Regions from separate parts of the Homo sapiens genome. Here all the other regions are linked to region 5. Evidence: chromatin loops called from intact Hi-C (ENCODE). Cell type or tissue: HCT116. All regions are shown on one strand.

Evidence for each region. Peaks named below come from ENCODE experiments on the same cell type or tissue, not always from the same donor. Only the 100,000 strongest peaks of a DNase experiment are listed, where the experiment ranks them.
Region 1: it touches region 5 in a loop (14-fold over the local background); 24 of 110 quality-filtered maps call a loop at or near these places.
Region 2: a loop joins it to region 5, with 2.1 times the contacts of the local background. A loop is called at or near these places in 2 of 110 quality-filtered maps.
Region 3: it touches region 5 in a loop (11-fold over the local background); 10 of 110 quality-filtered maps call a loop at or near these places.
Region 4: it touches region 5 in a loop (12-fold over the local background); 31 of 110 quality-filtered maps call a loop at or near these places.
Region 6: a loop joins it to region 5, with 14 times the contacts of the local background. A loop is called at or near these places in 5 of 110 quality-filtered maps.
Region 7: a loop joins it to region 5, with 6 times the contacts of the local background. A loop is called at or near these places in 9 of 110 quality-filtered maps.

The regions. Positions count from the first base shown.
Region 1 is chr22:42,778,111-42,782,110 of GRCh38, reverse strand. No RefSeq gene overlaps it. Among named protein-coding and RNA genes, the nearest start is that of A4GALT, 59 kb to the right of the region's middle. RefSeq lists a silencer at 1,885-1,934. In HCT116, a CTCF peak has its summit at 1,876 (motif pointing left); a DNase peak (open chromatin) is centred at 1,810.
Region 2 is chr22:42,929,052-42,933,051 of GRCh38, reverse strand. All of the region lies in intron 1 of PACSIN2 (protein kinase C and casein kinase substrate in neurons 2), which reads left to right. Among named protein-coding and RNA genes, the nearest start is that of ARFGAP3, 74 kb to the right of the region's middle. RefSeq lists a silencer at 2,166-2,245. In HCT116, a CTCF peak has its summit at 2,163; a DNase peak (open chromatin) is centred at 2,121.
Region 3 is chr22:42,619,287-42,623,286 of GRCh38, reverse strand. CYB5R3 (cytochrome b5 reductase 3) reads left to right here. Exons shown (of 9, transcript NM_000398.7): 9 at 3,342-4,000. The coding sequence ends at 3,514. Among named protein-coding and RNA genes, the nearest start is that of RNU12, 6.0 kb to the right of the region's middle. RefSeq lists an enhancer at 1,512-1,601. In HCT116, a CTCF peak has its summit at 1,591 (motif pointing left); DNase peaks (open chromatin) are centred at 1,576 and 2,304; H3K27ac peaks cover 3,083 bases.
Region 4 is chr22:42,865,804-42,869,803 of GRCh38, reverse strand. PACSIN2 (protein kinase C and casein kinase substrate in neurons 2) reads left to right here. Exons shown (of 11, transcript NM_001184970.3): 11 at 1-31. Among named protein-coding and RNA genes, the nearest start is that of ARFGAP3, 11 kb to the right of the region's middle. In HCT116, a CTCF peak has its summit at 1,892 (motif pointing left); a DNase peak (open chromatin) is centred at 1,873; H3K27ac peaks cover 1,408 bases.
Region 5 is chr22:43,088,335-43,092,334 of GRCh38, reverse strand. TTLL1 (TTL family tubulin polyglutamylase complex subunit L1) reads left to right here and starts at 2,944. Exons shown (of 11, transcript NM_012263.5): 1 at 2,944-3,058. It also overlaps the pseudogene RPS25P10. RefSeq lists silencers at 1,970-2,029, 2,778-3,072, 2,837-3,176 and an enhancer at 2,778-3,072. In HCT116, CTCF peaks have their summits at 1,964 (motif pointing right) and 2,781; DNase peaks (open chromatin) are centred at 1,984 and 2,954; H3K4me3 peaks cover 1,665 bases; H3K27ac peaks cover 2,277 bases.
Region 6 is chr22:42,988,424-42,992,423 of GRCh38, reverse strand. The region is part of intron 1 of PACSIN2 (protein kinase C and casein kinase substrate in neurons 2); the gene reads left to right. Among named protein-coding and RNA genes, the nearest start is that of PACSIN2, 25 kb to the left of the region's middle. In HCT116, a CTCF peak has its summit at 2,192 (motif pointing left); a DNase peak (open chromatin) is centred at 2,148.
Region 7 is chr22:42,660,073-42,664,072 of GRCh38, reverse strand. No RefSeq gene overlaps it. Among named protein-coding and RNA genes, the nearest start is that of CYB5R3, 13 kb to the right of the region's middle. RefSeq lists silencers at 1,327-1,606, 1,647-1,696, 1,827-1,966. In HCT116, a CTCF peak has its summit at 1,948 (motif pointing left); a DNase peak (open chromatin) is centred at 1,958; H3K4me3 peaks cover 563 bases.

The DNA.
Region 1 (4,000 bases), 310 kb after region 5:
AGGAAAAGAGCTTTAATTGGCTCATGGTTCTGCAGGCTGTACACAAAGCATAGTGGCTTCTGCTTCTGGGGAGGCCTCAAGGAGCTTCAAAGCAGAAGGCAGAAGGCAAGTGGGAGCATGAGTCTTCCATGGCAAGCGCAGGACTGAGAGAGAGAGACAGGAGGTGTTATCCACTTTTAAACAGCCAGATCTCGTGAGATCTCACTATCCAGTACCAAGAGAGATGGTACTAATCCATTCACGAGAACTCTGCCCCATGATCCAATGGCCTTCCCCCGAGCCCTACCTGGAACACTGGGGATTACAACAGATCATGAGACTTGGGTGGGGATTCAGATCCAATCCATATCACCCAGACAAAATGTTTACTTGTATCATTAACTATTAGGCAGCCATGCATGTGCAGAACCTCACAGAGGTCATGACTGGTCTGAAAGGATGTTTAAGAAATGGCCAGAGCCGGGCGCAGTGGCTCACGCCTGTAATCCCAGCACTTTGGGAGGCCGAGGTGGGCGGATCACGAGGTCGGGAGATCGAGACCATCCTGGCTAACATGGTGAAACCCCATCTCTACTAAAAATACAAAAAAATTAGCCGGGCATGGTGGCGGGCATCTGTAGTCCCAGCTACTCCGGGAGGCTGAGGCAGGAGAGAGAGGCGTGAACCCGGGAGGCGGAGCTTGCAGTGAGCCGAGATCGTACCACTGCACTCCAGCCTGGGCGACAGAGCGAGACTCTGTCACAAAAAAAATAAAAAATAAGAAATGGCCAGTATATCGGTCAGGATACGATACATTATGCTGCAGGAACAAATGACTCCAACATCTCAGCAGCTTACGGAGATAAAGGTTTACTTCTCATTCAGGTCCACTGTAGATGGCCAATATTTTCACGTTGGGACCCAAGCTGATGAAACAGCCTCTAGAACATGACTGATCTCATAGCAGGGAAAAAGAAAAACAAACCAAAAACCCCACAGCAAGTCACATTCTGGCTCTTGAAGCTTCTGCTTGGAAGTGACAAACATAACTTCTGCCCATATACTATTGGCTAAAACAAATTATGTCTCCAAACCTGATTTCTGTGGAGCAGGAAGTGTGATATTACCCCAGGGATGGGCAATTAATATTTTTGAAACAGAATAGGAATATTTTGAATAGAATGCTTCAGTAGGCCAGGTGTGGTGGCTCACGCATGTAATCCCAGCACTTTGGGAGGCTGAGGCAGGTGGATCACCTGAGGTCGGGAGTTCGAGACCAGCCTCACCAACGTGAAGAAACCGTGTCTACTAAAAATACAAAATTAGCCAGGCTTAGTAGCGCATGCCTGTAATCCCAGCTACTTGGGAGGCTGAGGCAGGAGAATCGCTTGAACCCAGGAGGCAGAGGTTGCAGTGAGCCAAGATTGCGCCACTGCACTCCAGCCTGGGCAACAGAGCTAGACTTTGTCTCAAAAAATAAATTAAAAAAATAAATATAATAATAAAAAAGAGAAAAGTTAAATAGCACAGATATTATGTGAAATAATTAAAAATTAGACTTATTAAAATGTGTATTCTTCAGAAAAAGACCCTTAACACAGTATCAGAGATAGATATTGCTAAGGAACTGAATAATGTAAGTGGCTAGGGAAGACAGCAACGCTCAGAGATGTGTCCCCTGGGGCAACATGGTTCCACAGCAGATATGGCTGTTGGGATCCAGATTACAGCATTCTTGTGAGGCTCTAATCCCTAGTGCCCAGCCCCTTCCTCCAGCCATCCTTGAGAAGTAAAAACAGGAAGGCAGCAATGTAACAGAAGACAATACATGCGATAAAGTACTTGAAAGCCAGTAAGCGCCATCTAGTGGCAAGGGGATGATTTTTTCCCATTTTGTATGTACTGTCAAATTCAAACTGCATAGGACAATTTGCATTCCTATCAGCAGGGTGTGAGAGTTGCCAATGTTTTTGTTTTTGTGTGTTTTTTTGTTTTGTTTTGATTTTTGAGATGCAATTTCACTCTTGTCGCCCAGGCTAGAGTGCAGTGGCGTGATCTCGGCTCACTGCAACCTCCGCCTCCCAGGTTCAAGCGATTCTCCTGCCTCAGCCTCCCAAGTAGCTGGGATTACAGGCACCCACCACCATGCCCAGCTAATTTTTGTATTTTTAGTAGAGATGGGGTTTCACCACATTGGCCAGGCTGGTTTCAAACTCCTGACCTCAGGTGATCCTCCTGCCTCGGCCTCCCAAAGTGCTGGGATTACAGGTGTGAGCGACCGTGCCTGGCAGTTTACAGTATTCTACCTTGTCACTAAGCTTGCTAAGTTCAGACTCACTAAGTTTTCTCATTTTAATGAATACAGAATAGTATTTCTGATAAACTGATAGTAAGATTTAGAGGCTTATTGCTGGGCATGGTGGCTCACGCTTGTAATCCCAGCACTTTGGGAGGCCAAGGCGGGCGGATCAGATGAGGTCGGGAGTTCGAGGTCAGCCTGACCAACATGGAGAAACCCGTCTCTACTAAAAATACAAAATTAGCTGGGTGTTGTGGCGCATGCCTGTAATCCCAGCTACTTGGGAGGCTGAGGCAGGAGAATCGCTTGAACCCGGGAAACAGGTTGCGGTGAGCTGAAATCACGCCATTGCACTCCAGCATGAGCAACAAGAGCAAAATTCTGTCTCAAAAAAAAAAAAGAGAGATTTAGAGGCTTGCTTCTGATTCCATTTTTAAAATGTATTTATTTAGGCCAGGTGCAGTGGCTCACGCCTGTAATCCCAGCACTTTAGGAGGCTGAGGCAGGCGGATCACCTGAGGTCCGGAGTTCGAGACCAGCCTGACCAACATGGTAAAACCTTGTCTCTACTAAAAATACAAAAATTGCCAGGCGCGGTGGCTCACGCCTGTAATCCCAGCACTTTGGGAGGCCGAGACGGGCGGATCACAAGGTCAGGAGATCGAGACCATCCTGGCTAACACGGTGAAACCCCGTCTCTACTAAAAATACAAAAAAATTAGCCAGGCGTGGTGGCGGGCGCCTGTAGTCCCAGCTACTCGGGAGGCTGAGGCAGGAGAATGGCGTGAACCCAGGAGGCGCAGCTTGCAGTGAGCGGAGATCGTGCCACTGCACTCCAGCCTGGGCGACAGAGCAAGACTGTCTCAAAAAAAAAAAAAAATACAAAAAATACAAAAATTAGCCGAGCGTGGTGGCAGGCGCCTGTAATCCCAGATACTTGGGAGACTGAGGCAGGAGACTGAGGCAGGAGAATTGCTTGAACCCAGCAGGCAGAGGTTGTGGCGAGCTGAGATCGCGCCATTGCACTCCAGCCTGGGCAAAAAGAGCGAAAAGTCCATCTCAAAAAAAAAAAAATTATTTATTTAGGTAAGGATATATATGTATACTGTATTTTTTTTTTATACGAGTCTTGCTCTGTTGCCCAGGCTGGAATCCAATGGCATGATCTCAGCTCACTGCCGACTCTGCTTCCCAGATTCAAGTGATTCTCCTGCCGCAGCTTCCTGAGTAGCTGGGACTACAGGCGTGTACCACCACCCCCAGCTAATTTTCTATATTTTTAGTACAGGCGGGGTTTTACCATGCTGGCCAGGCTGGTCTCGAACCCCTGACCACAGGTGATCCGCCCGCCTCGGCCTCCCAAAGTGCTGGGATTACAGGTATGAGCCACTGCTTCCAGCCACTTTATATATGTATACTCTATTCTCTATGTACTTCCGATGGTACCACATCAAGAGGCACATAATGTCTTGTTATCAATCAAATGTTGTTCAAATGTGGTTGGCCTGATTCATCAATAGATACAGTAATAAGGTTTCTTATCTATCTTTCACCCAATGGTTTTAGAAACCACTGATGATTGGCTGGGCGCTGTGGCTCACGCCTGTAATCCCAGCACTTAAGAGGCCGAGGGGAGCAGATCACGAGGTCAGGAGTTCGAGACCATCCTGGACAACATGGTGAAACCCTGTCTCTACTAAAAATACAAAAAGTAGCTAGGTG
Region 2 (4,000 bases), 160 kb after region 5:
GTAAATATAAATGCTGATTCAATGATACAGCAACTCTTGATACTTGAGAATTTAAAGTGCTGCGTAACTGATTGGACATTTCGTCTCCTAACACAGTTGGTTCCTCTGATTCAGAGAGGACCCCTTTTTGAAGATCAAAAGCAAAATAAAAGTGTGGAAAGTGTGGACTTCTAGTGGCATGTGGACAGGGGGGTGTCCTGGGGGCTGCCCAGGAGGCTCCAGGTGGGAAGTGCTTCTGACTTAGTGGCTCTACAAGCTGGCCATTGTGGAAGAATTGGCTTTTTCCTTTTTTTTTTTTTTAGAATTGACTTTGTAAGAATCATCAAAAAATTGTTTTGCTCTCAGCTCAATAAACATTTGTAGTTAATAATCCGAGTAACTAATCTTTTTTCTCTCCTGTGTAATCCAAGATATGTCAGTATATGGTCTTCGTGAGTAAAATTGATACCAATAGTACATTATCCTAAAGGTCTTATTTGATATCCTTTTATCAAGTCAACACTTTACTGTCCCACCATTTCACTTGTAAAGATCCCCAAGTGTGTCGCTGTCAGTTTCAACAAATGTTAGAAAGGACCTGTTGTCATATGTGAGATACGCTTCTGGAATTCACTGTCTAGAGGGGAAAGCAGACTGTACACAGGTAAAAACTGAGGTAGTGGTATGTGCTTTGAGGAAATATAAAAAGAGTTAGAAGGTAACAGGCTAGAGTTGGTGGTGGTGGGAGGTGTGGCTAGATTCTCTAAGGGATGCCCCAAATGGTGTGAGGGGGAGCCGGCCATACGCTTGTCTCAGGGAAGAACATTCCTGGCAGAGGGAACAGCATGTGCAAAGGCTCTGAGGCAGGGATGAGCTTATTATGTTGAAGAAACAGAGAGAAGATCCTGTGCTGGGACAGAGAAGGGCCAGCAGGTAAGGGAGAGTAGTTGGGGAATGGGTGGAAGGGCAGGCAGGGGCCGGGTCATGACGGGATTTGCAGTACAGCGGAGGAGTTAGGGTTGAAGTGATGTGATGGTTTAGAGAAGGGAAGTGACATGATTTGAGTATTTACAAATATTGCCCTGAAGAGGCTAGAAACTGGAAGTGAGGATAGGTTTTCTGTTCTCTTTAACGTTGAGTTTCCATGGGAAAACATTAAACGTTTTCATTTTAGCTTTGAAAATTTAGGGTTATTAATACCACCTGTGTTCCTTACAATTGGGGGTTTTGTGACATTTTCTGGGCTGTTTTGGAAGAGAGGGATTGTGTAAGTGAATATACCCTGGTTGTTAACCATAATAATAACAACGTGATCTCTGCATGGCTCTGTTAAATTAAAAAATGTAACTATTAATAGTGTGTGAAATAGTTCTCAGCCTAGCCAGCAGCTGGAAGATTACACATTATGAGAAACTCATCAAGTTTAAACCACATGGGGATTTCTGTGTAGAAATATACCAGTTCCTCCTTCCTTCCTCGCTGTTCCTGTTTCAGGGCAGCCATCGGCTTTGTGGAGCCCTCTGAACCCTGGCTGGTTCCATTGACGCTGACTGTGTTCCTCCACTACCTTCCCATCACCTAAGGTCTCTTCTGTCTCGGACACCTCCTGCCTCTCCCACTCTGCACCTGCCCCATTCCCATCCAAGGTTCACCTTGGTGTCGCTGGCTTGGAAGCCATTTCCTCACTTCCCTGGGTGGAAAGCAGCTACTTCAGTCCTCCAACAATCCCAAGGAGTGGTAGGCAGTGTTAGTTTTGTTTTCTGGATGAGGAAACTAAGGTTCAGGAAGGTTAAGTAACGTGCCCCTGGTTACCCAGCTGGTTTGCAGCAAGGCTGGGATTCATTCATTGCTGCTTCTCACATATCATTGCCTCGTGTAAGCCAGGTGCTGTGCCCAGCCGTGGGATACAACTGTGAACAAGGCAGGTGTGAGTTAGGTGTCTGCCTCCCTCAACACCTTGAGCTGTTTGAGCAGGCAGGCGTCTGGAATAGGCATGCAGTGAACACTGAGCGAATGAATGAGTGAATGAAAGAATTCCTGTCAACATTCTACTCTTGTTGGACTCGGGTTGGCATGCTGCCTCCCTTAGCATCCAGCCTGTCACTCTTCAGAGTCACGCACACGTGACTCACCTCTGCCTTTCCTTGGTGTCTTTTGTTGCCTGTGTCTCATGCAGGAGGCAGCACAGCCTGGTGGCTCAGGGAGGCTCTGGAGCACCTGGTCTGGGTTTGAATCCAAGCTCTGCCCCTTACTAGTTGTGTGACTTGGGCACGTTATTTAAACACTCTTATGCCTCTGTTTCTTCATCTATAAATTTACTTTTGAACTTGAACTGTCAAAAACTTTCATTTTTTAATTCTTAAACTTTCCCACTGACCCAAACCAGATTGAGAAATTGGATAACCAAAACCATGGAGGTATTTTTGCTTTTTATGAGCGTGCCTTTTGTTATTTCAAAATGACCTACTTTCATACTTCCAAATGCATTTTAGAAACATTTTGATTAATTTAAAAGACAATCATTTTCAAAATTAGTTTATTGAATAACTTTTTCCCTTGTTTATGTGGTGTGAACGTGGGTATCCATGTACTTCTTGGGTCAGGATTGAGTGGGTGCCTCATCTGTGCTAGGCTCTGCGTGAGACACGAGGACAGGAGGGTCCAGAGAAGGTCTGAGAGCTGAGACAAAGGTGCTGAGTGTGTCCAGGGCCCAAACCCAGAGGTCCTGGTGCTGCTGCATGTTGTGGCTGTGGAATTGGGGCAGAGAGCACAGGTAGCAGGAAAGTGTGTGAGTTAGGCTGCATGTCACAGAGACCCTCAAAATAATAGTGGCTTAAAGAGAAGTTTATTCCTCTCATCTGCAGAGTCCAGAGGTGGCATGGCTGGTGGGCACACCACACTGTCAGAGACCTAGACTTCCTCTGTCTCGTTTTGTGCATGGCTCTGTTCCCAAGTCACCTCATGGTTCGCGATGAGAAAAGCATGGCATTCATATTTAACACGGCGAACTTTGTGCTAGGATTGGGACACAAAAATAAACTCCATGTGGTTCCTGCCCTCAAGGATCTTAGGTCTCTTGGGAGAGACAGATGCCTGGATGACCGCCCTCCATCTGAGGTTGATTGGAAGGAGCCCTGTGTGAGAGGAACACAGGCAGGCAGGCCAGGCAGCAGAGCTGACATTTGGGAATAAAGGAAGTCTTTATGAAAGAGGTGGCATCTGATCTTGATCTTAAAGAATAATTAGTATCTTGACACTCATCTGGGAGGCTGTTTGAGGGAGAAGGATACTGTGAAGGGAGGTACGAAGACCTGAAAGGGCAGGGCTCTGTTTGGAGCCCCGGGTGGCGGGTCACTCTCCTGCCTTGTCCGAGTTGAAGTAGACCATCATTCTGGAGCAGACGTCACACAATTGGAAAGATGTCCCCAGCTGTGTGATTAGTATGACATCCATTCTAAAAGGTGAACAAAAGAACCTGGAAAGAAACCAGACAGGATCGTTTTGGAGTTCTGAGATACTCATTCTTTTGCCTGTACTTTGGAAGCAGGATCAAGCCATTCGTAGGCACGCCACTCCCACTGAACATTTCACAATCCACTGAGCCCAGTGCTGTCACTGTGTTTCAGTTCTCAGAAGCTATTGACAGCATCTTCAATGAGAAGTCCTGGGACCCAGAGTCAGAGCACTTTTTACTGGTTTTGCAAGATACAAATATTAATTGCTGTTGACTTTCCCTTTAAATTTTAGCCTCTGTATGTGGGCAGGACTTGTAGCATAGATGAGACCTTGTGTTACCAACATTGTAAGTAATTTATGTGATGTGGACGTGCTTGGGAAGCATGGACTTTCTTTATGCTGACTGTGGCTTGTTTCACAGTGAGACCCTGATAATGAGCTCAAGCCCGGACATTGGGGTCCTGGTGAGTATAGTTGCACAGGGCGGCCGTCAGGCCTGGATCTGATGAAGTAGGGAGGATCTTTGCAGCCATGCTCACTGCACATACACACTCTTATAATTACT
Region 3 (4,000 bases), 470 kb after region 5:
GAGAGCCAAGCTGGAGGCAGCGAGTGAGGGCCGCCCCACCTCCACCACTTGCAGTGAGGTTGCCTCTGGGAGTTAAAGCGCCCTTCCCTTTTCGGCTTCAGATAGAGATGTAGGTATAAGTAATATCTCAATTTCTTCTTTGCTGTAAGAAAAGCAGAGCTCAGCCTTCCCCAGGAAACATTCTGGTGATGTTTAGCTTCAGGGCTGAGAGACTAGGGAGTGGCGGCAACTGCGGTAAATTGGAGCGCATCTGCCTGGTCCGGAGGACACAGCCCCATCCGCCGTGGGCAATCCCGCTGTGGAGTATAGCCCTGTGTGGCCAGGGCCTCTGCTTTTCAAGAGAAGCTGGGGACCTGCATTTTCTGGGAAATTTCTAAGTGTTGGAAGCACCATTTTTGAATACCCGTGTGAGCACCAGTTTGGGGTCTCATGTCCTGCCATCTGCCCCTGCTTTGCCTCCGGCACCTCCTACGGCCCCACAGTTTCCTCAGGACTAATCCATGGTGGGGGGCGCACACCCTCTGCTGATGATCCATGTCAGGGGGTGCATGCCCTCTACTGATGAGGGAGCTCTGTCCACACCACCCTCTGCTCCTCCCAGAAAGGAGCACATGGGCTCTGGGACTTGCACCACCTGGCTAGCACCTAGGAGCTGGGTCACCTGGGCCCATCCCTGAGGGAGCAGCCGCCCTTCTCAGATGACCAGCTTGGGTTCCAGGCCTCCAGGCTGAGAGACCCAGGCCTGGAGGGGGTGGTGGATGTGTGGGTTGTCACCGTGTCCGGCCTCTGGCTGGACCTGCTGTCCTGGGTCAGCCCACCCCCTCCAGGTCGGCTGCTCCACCTGGTATGCTCAGGAAGCCAACCTGACCCCGCAGCTGACCTTCCAGTGGGGGAGGCAGAGGACTAATGGGAGCAGGTTTCTTAGTAAATTATAGCGCGGTTATGGTGGCGGGGTTCCTGTGATGTGGGGGGCCAAGCAGAGCCAGGCAGCGGCTGGAGCGGAGGTCAGCCAGGGCACTGGCTCTGGGAGTCTAGCTGCTGTTTCTCTTCTACTAACGAAAGGAGCAGGCCGGGCGCGGTGGCTCACGTCTGTAATCCCAGCACTTTGGGAGGCCGAGGCAGGCAGATCATGAGGTCAAGAGATCGAGACCATCCTGGCCAACATGGTGAAACTCTGTCTCTACTAAAAATACAAAAATTAGCTGGGCGTGTGTCGCGTGCCTGTAGTCCCAGCTACTCGGAGGCTGAGGCAGGAGAATGGCTTGAACCCGGGAGGCAGAGGTTGCAATGAGCCGAGATGGTGCCACTGCACTCCAGCCTGGCGATAGAGCGAGACTCCGTCTCAAAGAAAAGAGCGTTTTATCCTGTACCCATGTGTCAGTCTAAAGGGAGGAAGTGATAGGCTGCTTTGCTCCTTTCTGACTGCAGTTTCTAATGGCATGGGCGGGGCCAGCTTGCTGCGAGGCAGGGTTTAGCCCCATCCCAATTCCAGATGAGTGATCCAGATCCCTGGTGCGTGCAGGAGCCCCTGCCCTGTGGCCAGAGCGAGGCCTGGTCCCCCAGGGAGGGGCCAGTGCTGACCCCTGGTGGCAACAGGCAGCAGCACCTGCACCACCACCACGGGACAGTTACCTGCCAATGAGAGGAATAGTTGGGTGATCTCCTAGCATTTTTCGTGTACATTTGTTGCCACTGTGACCCACAATTCAAGATTAGTTGAGGTACTGCTGTAGCATTAAATGTAAGCTGAAATTCCAGAGGTTGAGAAAGAAAGTGGTAACAGGCCAGTCTGGCTGTACCGTAGCTAAGCGAAGGATGAGGAGAGCCCCAAGGACTCCAGGCAGGGGCAGTGAGTATTTCCCCCACAGAGCCACTTTCAGGACAGGTACAGGGAAAAATACATTAAGCCATGCACGGTGGCATGCACCTGTAGTCCCAGCTATTCAAAGCTAAGGCAAGAGGATCACATGAGCCCAGGAGCTCCAGGCTGGAGGGCATTATGATCACACCTGTGAATAGCCACTGCCTGCCAGCTGGGGCAACATAGCCAATTCCTGTCTCTTAAAAACACACACACACACACACACACACACACACACACACTAAAAAGAAATCGCTGTGAAATTGAAAGGTGTCTTACATACCTGCACATTTTGTACACTAGCAGTTTATGCCCATGCAGTTTTTACAAGGTACTTTCAGATCCACTTCAGATCCATTGCCCAGCTATAAAACTATTTTCTGTGCCTCGCCTTGTTCCAGAGGGATTTTAGGAGGCTTACAAAGACTCATCTGGTGAGTCAGAGTGGCACAAATGGAAAGTGGGAGTGAAAGAAAAACAAGTGCAGGGCTATAAAATGAATGGAATCAGTACTGGGATTTGTACAAAAACGGACTATAATGTACGCTTGCTGTGAATGGGCCACACGTATCACTCCAGGCTTCCCAGCAGCCAAGGTGAAAAGGGAAATGTGGTCAGTGACTTAGCTCATGGAGTCCATGAGATAAAGAGGACCCCCTTGCTCAGCACAGTAGACTCTTCCTGGTTCCAGGGCAAGCGGGACTGCTTTGGCCCCTCCCCGTCAGGACCTTCACAGCGTGGAGTGTATGCTGTAAACTTGGGCCATCTAGGCAGGGTGTCTGTGTCAGCCAGTGCCAGCCCTCCTGGCCTGAGGCTTCAGCAGCTTTTCTCTTGGTGTTGAGGGCTGTGGGGTGGTTGTTTCTGGTTACTAAGGATAGAGACCAGCCATATCATCGTGGGCGCTCAGGGCTCGAGGGGGCAGGACACACAGCTGTGGATGAGACTCAGTTCCTCATGGGCCGACATTCTTGGGGAGTCACAGTGGGCTCATGGAGGTGGGGGCAGTTAGAGACTGTCACCCTGAGCAGCCTGGGGCAGAGCACCAGCCTGGGGACCTCTGGATCCTGGAAGGTACATCTCAGTCGTGTCCCTGCCTCATTGTGTGATCTTGAGCAACTCAACTCTGGGTCCTCTGGGCCTCAGTTGCCACATCTGTAAAATGGGATTCATATTCCCCGCCCTGTCCACCCACTGGGTTGTTCCAAGGGACACCCCGGAGGCCAAATGGAAGCAAAAGGCTTTGCAAACTGTAAAGTGCAGTCAGGGGAACCATGATGGGCTTTGTACACTGGTTTCAGGCTGCAGGGCCTGAGGCCATAGGCTTGAGTCAGGGTTGGGGGCAGGGGGTCCTGGTGACAGTTTGCTGGGATCAGCCTCTCCATTCTTCAGCATTTAAGGAATTCACCGCCTAGGGTTGGTCGGTCAGCAGGTTGGTGACCACACAGCCACACGTCAGCTTACCTGGTCTCTCACCCCACAGCCTGGGACTACGGCCAGGGCTTCGTGAATGAGGAGATGATCCGGGACCACCTTCCACCCCCAGAGGAGGAGCCGCTGGTGCTGATGTGTGGCCCCCCACCCATGATCCAGTACGCCTGCCTTCCCAACCTGGACCACGTGGGCCACCCCACGGAGCGCTGCTTCGTCTTCTGAGGGCCGGGCACGGTCACACGGCCACCCGCCCCGCGCACCCCACGCCCTGTTCACGCTCACCCAGTCACCTCCCCACATCGCACACTGGGGCCCCGGGTTCAGCCTGGCCTGCCCGTGCCCTGGTGAATCACCTGGCTGAGCAGTTCCCCTGGAGCCCCTTCGGGAGCAGGGCTGTGTCCCAGATGGGCCACGGCTGAGCCTTCAGAGTACGTCCTGCCTGGCACTTACTGGTCCTTACCAGAGACGCCCAGCCCCATCCCTGTCCTCATGACCCCTCGTCCACCCCCCACACACACTATAAGGCTGAGGGCTGCCAGCAGCCCCGTCTGCCCACCATTCCCGGCCGTGGACCATAGTCGGGATGTCAGCAGACACACATGGGCAGCCCAAAGCTGCAGGTGCCAGGGCCCACCCCAGCCTCGCCTGTCACCCCCACTCCCGCCTCAGGGCCAGGCCCAGGCCTCACCACCTGACGCTGCATGAGAC
Region 4 (4,000 bases), 220 kb after region 5:
AAAAAAATCAATAAACAGTTGATCTCGTGCATATGGAAGTCCCTTCGCCATCATCTGTCTTCATGCCCACTTCACTTGGCGGGGGTGGCCTCCCTGGGGCTTACTAGCTTTGGAGCTGGGCAAGATCCAGGGCACAGGACCCCTGCCCAAAAGGCCACGGCCCACTGCCCCTGCCAAACTGGAGGTTGGGGATTTGAGGCACCTGAGCCCCTTGGGGTTCCCTTCTCCCCGAGACCTGCTGCTGTTTGACCTGGGCTTCCACATGGTGCGGGCATCGGCTGGCGCCTCTCTATTGCCCCAGCCCAAACAGCAGGACAAGACTGACATCACCCATAACTCTCCTATGAGCACATTTTCCTGAGCACCTACTGTGTGCTCTCCACTTTTTACTTACATTATCTGCGTCTCCAAACATCTCCACAGGGTATGGGCAAGTCTCCCCATTTCCATTCTACCGAGGAGGAAACAGAGGCTCCAAGAGCCAGCCAGGGTTTCTTGAGGAGTCTCAGCCAGCCCAAAGCACTGAGCGAAATCCCTGAGGAACCACCCCCTCCCTCGCTGGAGAAACTGAGGAGGGAGGAGGCTTGGACTGGCTTGAAGACAGGAGAGAAGCAAGACGTGAGGGCGGCTGTGGCCACGCTCACCGAGCCCTGGGAAGGCTGCCCAGAAAAGCACGCCAGCTGGGCATGGGGCCTCACAGAGCACCTGGGAGGAGCAAGGCAGGCAGCTGCCCCTGCAGTGTGGCTTTGTCCCAGCTCAGCAAGGGTATGGGACAGATCCTTGTCACGCAGCCTCCTTGTCTGAGGGGTGGCGGGTCCCCTGCTCCCAGCTTCTGAGGAGTTGGAGCCCTACAGCGCAGGGCGGACACCCGGCTCGGCCCACAGCCCCAGGCTGCAGAGAAACAGGCAGAACGGGGTTGGGAGGGAAGGTGGGGGGTCAGAAGCAGGCTCCTGGTGCCAGTGGCCTCAGTCACTGCCCAAACACCATGGCAAGACCACGGTCCCCGCTGAGCTGGATGAAGCAACCTCCACTCTGAGGCTGGATCACACGGCCCCCCCCGTGAGAGATCTGGCAGGGCCTCTAACTGCCCATCTTCCCTCTCCTGCCCTGCCCTCAGGGGCCAGCTTGGAAACTTCAGCTTGTCTCTAGGCCTCAGTTTCCCCAAGTAGAAGTGATACTTTTCCAGTTGGAGAGTTAGAGCAAGAAGAAAAGGTGGCCTGGGCAACATAGTGAGACCTTGTCTCTACAAAAAGTTTAAAAATTGGTCGAGTGTGGTGGTGCATGCATCTAGTCCCAACTACTTGGGAGACTGAGGCAGGAGGATTGCTTGAGCCCAGGAATTTGAGGCTGCAGTGAGCCATGATTGCACCACTGCACTCCAGCCTGGACGACAGAGCTCTCGAGACAGTCTCAAAAAAAGAAAAAGGCCGGGCACGGTCGCTCACACCTGTAATCCCAGCACTTTGGGAGGCCGAGGCGGGTGGATCACGAGGTCAGGAGATCGAGACAATCCTGGCTAACACGATGAAACCCCGTCTCTACTAAAAATACAAAAAATTAGCTGGGCGTGGTGCCTGGCACCTGTAGTCCCAGCTACTCAGGAGGCTGAGGCAGGAGAATGGCATGAACCCGGGAGGTGGAGCTTGCAGTGAGCCGAGATCGCGCCACTGCACTCCAGCCTGGGTGACAGAGCAAGACTCCATCTCAAAAAAAAAAAAAAAAAGAAAAACGCCACAGGCACTCAGGAGCTGGTCATTGTCACGATTATGAGTGACACCATAGGCAGGGGCCCAGGGTTCTCTGCTGTCCATGGCTGCCCTTCGCTCCTCCCACAGCCACCACCCTGGATCAGTGCTGCCACCAACTGTCCACACCTCTTCGGGTCCCCAAGGCCCCTGAGTTGACACTAGGGGGAGTGTTAGCCCCAGAGCCCTCTCCTGGGCCAAAGCTACCTGGAGCTCAGGACAGGGGTATTTCATCATCTCTCTCCATCCTTCCCACAACCCAGAAATGTCGGGAGGGTGAGCAAGTGCTGCCAAGTGACCGGAGTAGGGATCTGGCTTTGCTGCAGCCTGAGCTAAAACTGGGCCTTCGGAGGTCCCTGCAGATGGAGAACAGGGCTGACCTCTGCTCTGGGCTCTGATGCCAGATCCTGGTCCACTCAGAAGCATGTAGTGAAGGCCCGACTGGGCAGCCTGGGCTGTGTCAAGGCCTCAGGCACTGGATAGGCCTGGAGGGAACCCGCTCACAAGCCATCGGGATAGGGATGGGGGAGGTTGGGAAGGACTTGTGTGGACCACCTGACCAACCCCCTCATAGTTCATGGGGAAACAGGACAAGTGAGAGGAAGCAGTGACTTCGCCGTGGGCACAGACCATGTGGTTTGGGAAGCTGAGCAAGGCCTGACCCCTGAGTGGCCCAACCTGGTGAGGGATCAGCTGGCTCTCCTTATGTATCCATTGTGCAGTCATTCATTCACCATGCATCTATTGAGCACATACTGTGTGTGAGACTCAGCGGTGCCAGGACAAACATGAAGAGAAGCCAATCTTGCCCTTGGGAAACTCTGGTAGGCTCAGAGAAGGACCTGTGTTATTCTGACACCATGATGGGACAGCCAGAGACAAAGGGCCAGAGTTGTCTTCTGAGAATGTGTGTGCTGGGTTTCAGAAGTCTCAGGCCTCCCAACCCAGGCTCCAAGGCCTCAGAGATCAGAGCACTGCTCAGTCCTTGAGCCGTTCCCCAACTTCCTGTAGGAAGTGTCCCTGAGTCCCCACCTGGGCAGGAGGCTGGACCACAGACAAACGGAAAATGCCTGAGCTTCATTTGCTGAAAAGTAGGGATGACTGGCGGGCACAGTGGCTCATGCCTGTAATCCCAGCAGTTTGGGAGGCTGAGGCGGGTGGATCACCTGAGATCAGGAGTTCGAGACCAGCCTGGCCAACATGGTAAAACCCTGTTTCTACTAAAAATACAAAAAATTAGCCGGGCATGGTGGTGGGCACCTGTAATCACAGCTACTTGGGAGGCTGAGGCAGGAGAATCGTGTGAACCCGGGAGGCGGGGGTTACAGTAAGTCAAGATTGCACCACTGCACTCCAGTCTGGGAAATAAGAGCAAAACTCTGTCTCAAAACAATGACAACAAAAAAACAGGGGTGATGAAGTGAGGATAACTTAAGGGGTGCTCAGAAGCCAAAGACCCTGCCAGGTGGGCACCCCAGCCTGTGGGTGCCCTGTAAGCTTTCCTTCCCCCACCCCTTTTCACAGTCCAAGGTCTCCCCAGAGTGGTGGCTGTCCGCTCTGCTCCCCTCCCTTGTCCACCCTTCCTGAAGCCTCCTCTGAGGCAGGGAAGGTCTGCGCCCCTCCCCAGCCCTTCCACAGACACCTGTGGAAGACAAAGGCCACTCTCTGGGCCTCGGTTTTCCGAATAAATGGGCTGCATCTCTGTGGCCCCTGTGGTGGCAGCAAGCAGAGGGGCCCTCAGGCCAGGACGGAGTCAGCTCCAGGTGCCAGCCAGTGAAAAGAACCAGGGTCAGGATGGAGGTGGCTCCACCACACCTGGGAGGATGTGCCCAAACTGAGCTAAATCTGGCCTCGCCTGCAGTTGAGGTACGAGGCTCATTTCTGGCCAGGCATGACCACCACCAGGCACAGGGTCGGAGGAACCACAGTGCTCATCCTCCCTCTAGCCTGGGTATGTGGCACTAAACCAAAAAGAAAAAAGAAAACGCAACAAATCTGGGACTATCCTATGAAACCCAGATTATATTGTTCTAGGCATCTACAAATCCTTTGTGGAAAGGGCTAGGAAAGGAAGGAAGGAAGAAAGAAATGAACTAAATAAGTGATGTCACTCTTAGGGGAAAGGATACCAGCACCAACGGCCAGTGGACCAAAACTCAGACGCCAGAGGAATACTAGGTGCTAGACCTCCCGAAGGTTGCAGAAACCCAGAGCGCCTTAGGGTTAGGGTTAGGGTTAGGGTTAGGGTACGAGGA
Region 5 (4,000 bases):
TTACAGAGTTTGTCATAGGTAGGTTTGTCAAACACGACTCAGTTATTGAGCTTGTCCCGGACTTTGCCTTTGAACCACTTCTTCTTTTGGGCCCTGCCCCCAGATTTGTTCACTGAATCTTTGTCTTTCTTAGCGACTTTCCGGTGTCTTCGTTCTTCTTGTCATCCATTGATAGCACGGCGAAGCTCAGAGAGCAGCAGCGAACCCTTTCTTCCCTCCCTCCCTCCCTTCCTTCCTTCTCTTTCTTTCTTCTTCTTCTTCTTTTTTTTTTTTTTTGCAGAGACGAGGTCGCCCTATGTTGCCCAGGCTGGTCTCAAACTCCTGGGCTCAGGCAATCCTCCTGCCTCAGGCTCCCAAAATGCTGGGATTACAGGCATGAGCCACTGTGCCTGGCCCAGATTCCACTTAGATGAGGTACTTAGGGAGTCTAATTCATTAAGACAGAAAGTAGAAAGGCAGTTACCAGGGGCTGGGGAAGGAAGGATGGGGAATTGTGTTCAATGGGTAAAGAGTTTTAGTTTAGCAAGAGGATAAAGTTCTGGAGACTGATTGCACAACGTGAATATATTTAACATCACTGAACTGTACATTTAAAAATGGCTAAGATGGTTAAGTTTTATGTTATACATATTTTACCACTTTTTCTTTTTTTTGTTTTTAGACAGAGTCTCGCTCTGTCGCTAGGCTGGAGTGCAGTGGTGTGATCTCAGCTCACTGCAACCTCTGCCTCCCAGGTTCAAGCGATTCTCCCGCCTCAGCTCCCTGAGTAGCTGGGACTACAGGCGTGTGCCATCATGCCCGGCTAATTTTTGTATTTTTAGTAGAGACGGGTTTCCATCATGTTGGCCAGAATGGTCTCGATCTCTTGACCTCATGATCCGCCCACCTCGGCCTCCCAAAGTGCTAAGATTACAGGCGTGAGCCACTGCGCCCGGCCAATTTACCACTATTTTTTAAAAAGTGGTGATAACACCATTAACTCAGCAGAGTTCTTGTGGGGATTCATTGAGGGGAGCTGTGGCCAGCTTCTTAGGGTAAGGCCAGCCTCATGGGCCTGTGACCTGTACAGAACCATAGGACCCCGTGCTCAGACAAGCCCTGAAGTTAGTTTAATGCTGCTGTCGCCATCTTAAAGTTCTTTTTTTTTTTTTAAGACGGAGTCTCGCCCTGTTGCCCAGGCTGGAGTGCAATAGTGCGATCTCGGCTCACTGTAACCTCTGTCTCCCAGGCTCAAACAATTCTCCTGCCTCAGCCTCCCAAGTAGCTGGGATTACAAGTGCGCACCACCATGCCCGGCAAATTTTTGTATTTTTAGTAAAGACGGGGTTTCACCATGTTGGCCAGGCTGGTCTCAAACTGCTGACCTTAGGTGATCCACCCGCCTCGGCCTCCCAAAGTGCTGGGATTACAGGCGTAAGGCACCATGCCCTGCCTTAAAATTCTTTTTTTGTTGTTGTTTTTTTTAACTTTTTTTCTCTAAGAGACAGAGTCTTGTTCTGTTGGCCAGGCTGTAGTGTAGTGGCGGGATCATAGCTCACTGCAGCCTCAATCTCCTAGGCTCAAGTGATCCACCTCAGCCTCCTGAGTAACTGAGTAGGACTGCTGGCTACGCCCCCATACCCGGCTGATTAAAAATATTTTTTCTTTTTTTTTTAGAAATGGGGTCTTGCTATATTGGCCAGGCTGGTCTGGAACTCCTGACCTCAAGTGATCCTCCCATCTTGGCCTCCCAAAGTACAGGGATTGCAGGCATGAGGCAACATGCTGGAAGGCTACAATGTTTATTGAACACTTTACTATGCCAGGCCCTAACCACGTCTTGCAAGCCTTCACTCATCTCCTGGGTTTAAGGTGAGAACACTGTAGTCGGAAGCCTTGGGACTTCTCAAGGCCTCACAACCAGACAGCAGCTGAAGGGTATGAATTGGCAATTTGGACTCCAGATAAGTGTTGGTTCCACTAGATGGTGCCAAAAGTAAATGATGATGCGCTGAATGTGCTCTGGGCCTGGGAGGCGGTTGTGTGGGAGATTATAGGAAGTGATGTTAGCAAAGCTCCAATCATCACTAAGAAAGCACACCACCACCCCTCCTGAGAGGCAGCAGCATGAATGGTCAGGTGTCCTGGGTTCAAAGCCAGACTCTGTCACTTACAAGTTGCACAAGTTTGCATAACTCTTTAAATTGATGAAATTAAAAATGAATAATTGTATAGAGAATTCGAGGTAACACAGGTCTATAACGAGAATAATAAACGTCTTTTTTTTTTTTTTTTGAGGCGGAGTCTTGTTCTGTCGCCCAGGCTTGAGTGCAGTGGCACGATCTTGGCTCACTGCAACCTCTGTCTCCCGGGTTCAAGCGATTCTCTTGCCTCAGCCTAGCCAGGATGGTCTCGATCTCCTGACCTCGCGACCCACCCGCCTCTGCCTCCCAAAGTGCTGGGATTACAGGCGTGAGCCACCGAGTCTGGCCCAGATAAACACTTTTTAAAAAAAATTATTTTATTTTTATGTTATTATTATTATTATTATTTGAGATGGAGTCTCGCTCTATCGCCCAGGCTGGAGTGCAGTGGCGCAACATCACCATTTCTTCAGATAAGGAAGCCGAGGTAGAAGGGGTAGGAGAGGCTAAACAGCGGATTGAGACCGAACCCAGGATTCGGACCTAATCATCACACCGCTCTACCTTTCTTTTTAGACTTAATCCCGTGCTCCAGACCCTTCTCAATCTCCTTTCTGGGCCCCGAGAGGGTGGACGGCCTGGCATTTCCTAGGATCCAAGCCCTGGGCATAGCGGCCGCCCGAGGTATGGAGCCCAAAGGAGCCCCAGGCAAGTCTGACTCCGGAAATAGTCGCAGCGCCGGCGGTCGCGTCCTGGGTTGCCAGGGCGCCGCCCTGGAAGTAGAGTGCAGCGCGGGGCGGGGCGGGCCGGTGCGCCTGGCAGTCGGCTGCGTACTCCTGCGAGCGCCGGAGAGGGGCTGGAGGCGGGGCGAGGGCGCGGCTCGAGGCATCCCTGCAGGGCGCTCCTCCGAGTCCCTCGGCGCTCTGAGCCCACAGGTGAGGTCCTGTCCCCCAGGCCGCCGCCTCCCGGGCACCGAGGGTGTGGCTGCGCGCGGGCTGGCGAGTGCGCATGGGTGAGAGAGTGTGGGCGCCAGTGTCTACGCGGCTGCGAAAATGCGGTTCAGATGCTGCTTGCCGGATCCGCGTCCTCCAGGAAGCCCGCGCTAACCACCGTGCCTTTCTCCGTCCGCTGAGTTCCTATGACTTACCTCGTGCTGTCCGACTGTTGCAATTGCATCATTATGTTTATTATTTGTTATCCCAGACTTTCATTGTTCCTACACGTTTCCCATTCGTTTGCAATCTGTGTTGTTTCTGTTGGCATCTTTTGCAGGGCGCAATGTACCTGTGGAGAGAACTCAGGGCAGGAGACAAGAGCCTTGTGTCTTCCCTCTAGATGACTGGACCAAGACATTTCCCCTCTCTGATTCCCTATCAGCTAAGAGGGCAGGGCGGGGTAGTCATCCTTTTCCATAGAGTAGCTGGGGCATTAGAGGAGATTAATTCTGGAAGTGAAAGTATCTTATCATTGTTAGCCCTTTTGGCATTTGCAAAGCAGGTTCTTTGCTCAGGAAACGTTTGATGAGCACATTATGGTGCCGGGTTGTGGCGGTACAAAAAGATGGGCCCCGGCCGGGCACGGTGGCTCACGCCTGTAATCCCAGCACTTTGGGAGGCCGAGGCGGGAGGATCACGAGGTCAGGAGATCGAGACCATCCTGGCTAACACGGTGAAACCCCGTCTATACTAAAAATACAAAAAAAAAAAAATTAGCCGGGCATGGTGGCGGGGGCCTGTAGTCCCAGCTACTCGGGAGGCTGAGGCAGGAGAATGGCGTGAACCCGGGAGGCGGAGCTTGCAGTGAGCCGAGATTGCGCCACTGCACTCCAGCCTGGGCGACAGAGCGAGATTCTGTCTCAAAAAAAAAAAAAAAAAAAA
Region 6 (4,000 bases), 100 kb after region 5:
ATGGCTAGGTGCTTTGGTGGTTTAGGTGGTTAGGCTAGGTTTGGTGGCTAGGGTACGTTTAACATGTCCAGACACTGCCAAACTTTTCCAAAGTGCTTTGCGCGCATCACCAGCACTGGGTTCTAGTTCCCCCACATCCTCACCAACACTTGGTACATGTAGTCTTTTTAATTTTTGCCATTCTGGTAGGTTTAATTTGCATTTCCCTAGTGATTATCTCTTTAAATCACTTGCCTGTTGAAAAAGCTGAGTTGTTTTATTAACTTAGTTTTGAAATTTTTAAAATATATTTTGGATACAATTCCTTGATCAATTACATAATTTGAAAATATTGACTCCCTGTCTGAGGCTGTCTTTTCATTCTTTTAACAGTATCTTTTGAAGAACAGAAGTTTTAAACATTTGCTGAAGTCAATTTGTTCTTTTACGGCTTGTGCTTTTTTGGTTGGTGTCACAGCTAAAATCTTTGCCTAATCCCAGGTCACAAATGTTTTCTCATGTCTCGTCTAGAAATGTTATAGTTTTATGTTTTACATTTAGGCCTGTGATCCATTTTGAACTTTTAAAATGTGTTGCGGTGTGTGAATTGAAGGTTTTTTTTTTTTTTTTTTGTCTGTGGATAGCCAGTTGTTTCAGTACCATTTGTTGAAAAGTCCCCAAAATTTTGGGGGAAAATTTCTAATTGGTGAAACCCAGAGGTCTGGGAATTGTGGTTCTGAGCCCTTGGATCTCTTCATGACTGTTTACTGTTCTCAGCTTCGTATGGCATGGCTTTCTCTTTATCGCACCTGGGAGTTCCCAGCTCCTGACAGCAGGAGCTCTATCATTGGATAGGGCTGGGAAAGGGACTGGGCGATGCCCGCTGGATTCCCGCACAGTCTCTCTCCTTCTTCTCTGGGCCATACAGAGGCTTCTGGTTGGTGGGTTCTGGGCAGTGTCTCATTTCCAGAGGTGACTAGAGGCTTGCCAGGACAGAGAGGTGGAGGGAGAAGAAGCCTTCTGTGCCTGGATGGGTGGGGTGGGGCTCAGGCTGAGAAAGGTGGGAGGGGCTGTTCCCCATTCTGCGAGGGCTGACAGCCTTGAGACCTGCAGCCAGCTGAGACCCAGGGAACTGGGCTCTGCTCTGAGCCACTGCTTGTCCTTGACCAGCTTTATGACTGGGGTGGATGGGGGTGGGAGGGGTTAACACAAGTTCATTCTTTTCCCTTCAGTCACAAAGTGGCTCTGAGCAGTCTCCAAGTCTATACCATTGTACAGCAGCTTCCTAGGAGGTGGTAAAGTCTCCATCTGCTTTTTGATCTGGGGGCAGTGTGTTCTGACTCATAAACTGCTGGTACTACTAGTCCTAGCACTAGGAGTTCCACCAGCACCTAAAAGTGATGGAGCTTTCTTCTGCTGTAAGCACTTTGTGTATAGAACCCGTTGAGTCCTCACAACAGCGTTGTGAGGTGGCTGCTGTCCATTTTACAGATGAGGAAACTGAGGCACAGAGAAGGTGACCATCTGGAAGAAGTCTTTGGGCTGTGCTTTTTGTTATTGAACATTGAAGGACAGATATGGTTTAGCATTTTTCATTAGCTCTTGAGCCAAATAGAGTGGTTTCCATGGCCCTCTTCCACATCTTCATGTTCTTATTGGCAACGGGGAGGGGTCGGACTGTCTGAGATTAAAATTCTTGAGTGGTTCTCTGTTGTTATCACAATAAAATCCAGACTTGTGGTCTGACCCCTGCTTACCCGTTGAGTCTCATCTCTTGCCACACTCCTGAACTTCTTGCATTTCTCCCATGCAAATCTTGTCTACTGCAAATGCCATTCTTCCCGTCTTTGCCTGCTGAACTCATCCTTCAAAACTTGGCTCTAATTTCACCTTCCCCTCCCTCCAGGTGTTTTGCCCCTGGGCCTGCAGAGTGGATGGTCCACCCCCGTCCCCATACTCCTCATGTATGGTATGACCGACCTGTTTGTCTTCTGTGGGGCTAGGAGCTGGGTAGGCGGAGGGCAGGGGACTGCATTTTGTATTGTAGTGTGCAGTTCTTAGCTCTGAAATGGCACATCATAGGCAAGCAGGCTCTGTGGGATGAACAATGCAGGCATGAGTGACATGAGGATCTGCAGTCCTAAGACTGATTCATTCTTTGGGAGGAGTATCCCTTCTTACCCAAAGCCAGTTGGTTTGTGGCCGTCTGTGATTGCAAGTGCCCAGGGCTGCCCTCATGTGGAAAGTCACGTTGACTGACTGCAGAAATTAGCTGTGTTTAAAAATCATTCTTTTTAAAAAAATCATTCATTTTTTAAACCTGTTTAAATGCTTGAACTGGCTTACATCTTACATATATACACACACATATATATACACACATATGTGTGTGTATATATATATATATACATATATATACATATGTGTGTATATATATGTGTGTGTATATATGTATATATAAATATATCTTCTTTTTTTAAACCTGTTTAAATGCTTGAACTGGCTTACATCTTACCTATATATACACACATATATATACATATATGTGTGTGTGTGTGTATATATATATATATATATTTTTTTTTCCCCCTCCAAGAGAATGAGTTTTCTTTTCTTTTTTTTTTCTTTCTTGTTTTGTTTTTTTGAGACAGAGTCTCACTGTGTCGCCCAGGCTGGAATGCGGTGGCGCGATCTCAGCTCACTGCTGCAATCTCTGCCTCCCAGGTTCAAATGATTCTCCTACCTCAGCCTCCCAAGTAGCTGGGACTACAGGCACCCACCACCATGCCCAGCTAATTTTTTTTGTATTTTTAGTAGAGACGGGGTTTCACTGTGTTGGCCAGGCTGGTCTTGAACTCGTGACCTCGTGATCCACCCGCCTCGGCCTCCCAAGGTGCTGGGATTACAGGTGTGAACCACCACACCTGGCCTTTTTTTTTTTTGAGGGGGATGGAGTTTCACTCTTATTGCCCAGGCTGGAGTGCAATCGTGTGATCTCGGCTCACTGCAACCTCCACCTCCCAGGTTCAAGCGATTCTCCTGCCTCAGCCTCCTTAGTAGCTGGGATTACAGGCATCCACCACCACACCCAGCTAATTTTTTGTATTTTTAGTAGAGATGGGGTTTCATCATGTTGGCCAGGCTGGTCTTGACCTCCTGACCTCAGGTGATCCACCCACCTCGCCTCCCAAAGTGCTGGGTTAATAGGCGTGAGCCACTGCGCCCGGCCGAGAATTGAGTTTTCTATTGTATTAAGAAACGAACTAGACCAGGTGCAGTGGCTCATACCTGTAATCCCAGCACTTTGGGAGGTCAAGGCAGGAGGATTTCGTGAGCCTAGGAGTTTGAGACCAGCCTGGGCAACATAGTGAGACCCTGTGTCTACAGAAAATTTAAAACTAGCCAGGTGTCATGGTATGTGCCTGTGGTCCCAGCTATTCAGGAGGCTGAGGTGGGAGAGTTGCTTGAGCCTAGGAAGTCAAGGCTGCAGTGAGCCATGATTGCGCCACTGCACTCCAGTCTGGATGACAGACTCACTCCCAAAAACAAAAAAAAAAATTTCTTTGACCACCTTTCAGATCATGGATTTAAGTTTCTATATTTTTTCCCAAATGCATGTGATGTCATTGTAAATTTTATGGCAAGCTAAAAAAATAATTTGAGTTTTTGAAAATGTTTCTTTGGAATGTGTGGGCTGGGGCCAACATGAATTAGATTGGATCAAGTTTGGTATCCCTTCTTGAAAGAGAAGGAAGTTTGGAGAGCAATGTTAACTGAACTGCATTTGGTACAGAGAGCTATTTAGAAATGTTTTGCTACATTTCACTGAAATCTTCATACCTGTGGCTACATTATTTTCTTCCCGAGCTGCTGTAGTTAGGAGCAGTTATACTTTTGGCCAGTGGACCCTAAGCCTGGACTTCTACAGGTTGCTGAATTTGAACCAGATTTTCAGTTCATTGCATAATGTATTTTTTTCTTTAATTACTAGGACGCAGGATTAACTAATCTTGGGAAGTAG
Region 7 (4,000 bases), 430 kb after region 5:
GGTCCTCACCTGCTCAGACTCTGCAGGAAGCTCCCTGGGAAACGGTTCAACCCAGAGTTTGTGCTCAGAAAACCCATCTTCCCACCGCCACTGGGCTCAGCACCTAGGCCTGGCTCCATGGCTGACAGCGATTTATTTATTTATTTACTTATTCATTTGAGACAGAGTCTCGCTCTGTCAGCCAGGCTGGAGTGCAGTGGCACAATCTCAGCTCACTGCAACCTCCGCCTCCTGAGCTCAAGCGATTCTCCTGCCTCTTCCTCCTGAAAGCTGGGATTACAAGCATGTGCCACCAAGCCCAGCTAATTTTTGTATTTTTAGTAGAGATGGGGTTTCACCATGTTGGCCAGGCTGGTCTCGAACTCCTGACCTCAGGTAATCCGCCCACCTTGGCCTCCCAGAGTGCTGGGATTACAGGCATGAGCCACTGCGCCTGGCATTAATAGGGATTTAAACGCGTAGACCCCCAACACCCCTTCCTCACCCAGCAGCTCCCAGAGCAGCCCCTAGCTCCTGGCTGGATTAGAGGCACCTGGCACTGTGCCTGAAATCAACACCTCCTTTGGGTTTTGGGTTCTCATTAGCCAGAACTTTCTCATGAAATAAAAATGATAACCTGAGGGAAAACTGTTAAAAGTTTGTAATTATAGAAGGGGAGGAGCTCCTGTCTTTCTTTTGTTTTGTTTTGTTTTGTTTTGTTTTTTGAGACGGAGTCTCAGAGTCTCGCTCTGTCACCTGGCTGAAGTGCAGTGGCATGATCTCTGTCGACTGCAACCTCCGCCTTCAGGGTTCAAGCGATTCTCCTGCCTCAGCCTCCCAAGTAGCTGGGACTACAGGCATGCGCCACCACGCCCAGTTAATTTTTGTAGTTTTAGTAGAGCCAGGGTTTCACCATGTTGGCCAGGATGGTCTCGATCTCTTGACCTCGTGATCTGCCTGCCCCAGCCTCCCAAAGTGCTGGGATTACAGGCGTGAGCCACCGAGCCCGGCCAAAAGGACGCAGACTCTGTTTTGAAGGAGGAGGTGGAAAGGGATGGAAGAAACTTCCAGAGCGTGCCGTTTTCTTTGTGACAGGCTCTGTCCTCGGCAGGGGCAGGCGTGACCTCTCTGAGCCCATGAGCGGGAACTGTTTTTGCCCTGGACACCCTGGGATGGGCCCTGCCATGTTGCCCAGGCTGGACTTGAACTCCTGAGCATCCCCTGCCCCGCTGCCCTCTCGGCCTCCATTCGGGAGCTTCACATCCCCCTCCCCTCACCCCCACGAGTCCTGGGGGGCCAGCTGGGAGCTCTGCGGGGAGTAACCCCACGAGGGCAAGGCAGGGGAGGGCGCCGCCCAGCGCCCCGTGGGGCTTCCGCCGCCTCGAGGCAGACCCGGATCCAGAGGGCGCCTGGACAAGGTAGGGCCCCCATCCCGCCCCGGCTCCGCGTGCCCTCACAAGAATCACCCGTCTCCGACCGTCACCTCCTCCCGCTCCCGGGCCTCCCCGGCAGCCCCCACGACCGTCCACCCCGGCCCGCCCGGCCCGGGCTCCCGCTCTCTCGGCCGCTCTCCGCGGAGCCCCGCAGCCCAAGGGGCAGCACCTATCCCGGGACAGCGGCCTCTCTTCCCCACCGAGGCGTCTGCAGGGCTCCCCGTAGCGGCGCGGGGCTCGGGGACACGGACTCGAAGGAACCTGAACACCTCCAGAGCGTGGAGGTTGTGGGGGATGAGCCCCAAGAGGCGCACCCCTCCCAGGCTGCCGGGACCCAAGGTGGGCACGGGCTGGGTCCGAGGAAGGGGTAGAGGAGGCAGGATTTGGGGCTCGGCTGGAGCAGAGCAGCGGCAGAACCCCCAGCCGAAGCCGGTGGGAGTGGAGATTTCGGATGGAGCCGGCTGGACCCGCGCCCCGGGCGCCGGGAGCCTTTTCCTGGCTCGGGCGCGCCCCCTGGAGGCCGGAACCTGACATCAAGCGCACCCAAATTGCTGGGACTACAGACCTGGCGACAGTACCCAGCCCATCCTACTCAACTGCAAATGCCCCCTTTTACACTTAGGTCTATTTCTGGACGCTCAAAGATCCATTGAGATCTATTCTGCATTGGTTGGACAGAACCAGTTTTCTTCATCTACAAATAATAATACAACTCTCCTTTTTTTTTTTTTTTTTTTTTTTTTTTTTTGAGACAGAGTCTGGCTCTGTCGCCCAGGGTGGAGTGCAGTGGCGTGATCTCCGCTCACTGCAGCCTCCGCCTCCCGGGTTCAAGCAATCTGGGATTACAGGCATGCGCCACCACTCCAGGCTAATTTTTGCATTTTTAGTAGAGACAGGGATTTCACCATGTTGGCCAGGCTGGTCTCGGACTCCTGACCTCAGGTGATCCTCCCCCCTCGGCCTCCCAAAGTGCTGGGATTACAGGGGTGAGCCACCACACCCAGCCAAGTTAATTCAATTTTTAAAAATAAATAATTTTTTTTTGAAACGGAGCTTCACTCTTGTTGCCCAGGCTGGAGTGCAATGGCGCGATCTCTGCTCACTACAACCTCTGCCTCCCGGGTTCAAGCAATTCACCTGCCTCAGCCTCCTGAGTAGCTGGGATTACAGGCGTGCACCACCACATCCAGCTAATTTTGTATTTTTAGTAGAGATGGGGTTTCACTATGTTGGTCAGGCTGGTCTCGAACTCCTGACCTCAGGGGATACACCCGCCTCGGCCTCCCAAAGTGCTGGGATTACAGGCGTGTACCACCCCACCCAGCCAAAAAAATAAAATTAAAAATATGTATATAAATAATAATATATATTATTAAATATAATAAATATATATAGAAATAAATAGGCCGGGCGCGGTGGCTCATGCCTGTAATCCCAGCACTTTGGGATGCCAAGGCGGGTGGATCACATGAGGTCAGGAGTTCAAGACCAGCCTGGCCAACATGATGAAACCCCCGTCTCTACTAAAAATACAAAAATTAGCTGACCATGGTGGCGGGCACCTGTAATCCCAGCTACTCGGGAGGCAAGGCAGGTGAATCACTTGAACCCAAGAGGCAGAGGTTGCAGTGAGCCAAAATCATGCCATTGCACTCCAGACTGGGCGACAAGAGCAAGACTCCGTCTTAAAAAAGAAAAAAAGAAAAGAAAAGAAAAGAAAAAGAAAGAAATAATGGACGGGGTTGGGAGAGCTTCTGGACAGCTGAACACTTGCTGGTGCCTGGAGGGTAGTGTGCCTGGAGAGGGCATGGAGGTGCCACACACTTCCCCTTCCCTTGCCCTATGGATCTCTTCCATCTGGTTGTTCTTCTGTATCCTTCTGAATATCCTTTATTTTATTTTATTTTATTTTTTTGAGATGGGGTCTCAGTCTGTCACCCAGGCTGGAGTGCAGTGGCAGGATCTTGGATCACTGCAACCTCCACCTCCCAGGCTCAAGTGGTCCTCCCGTCTCAGCCTCTCAAGTAGCTGGGACTACAGGTACACACCACTATGCCCAGCTAATTTTTTGTATTTTCAGTAGAGATGGAGCTTTGTCATGTTGCCCAGGCTGGACTTGAACTCCTGAGCTCAAGCAATCCACCTGCCTCAGCCTCCCAGAGTGCTGGGATTACAGGCGTGAGCCATCACACCCGGCCCCTGAATATCCTTTATGATAAACCTGTAAATGTTAGTGTTTCTCTGAGTTCTGTGAGCCATGCTACCAAATTAATCAAACGTAAGTGGCGGGTCTTGGGAACTCCAACTTACAGCTGGACAGTCAGAAGTGTTACCAGCACACTGGGTTCTTGTAATCTTCCAGGATAGAAATCAAGAGAGATCACCAGACATAGCAGCAAAAAGAAAGTTTATTTTAGCTTGTGCACAAGGAAGCCAGCACTGAGAAAGGAAAAGGAACGGGCTGCTCCCCAGGGGTGTTGTGTGGGTTAGTTTTATAGCAGTGGTCCCCAGCCTTTGTGGCACCAGGGACCAGTTTTGCAGAAGACAACGTTTCCACGGATGGGGGGCTGAGGGGGTGGTTTCAGGAT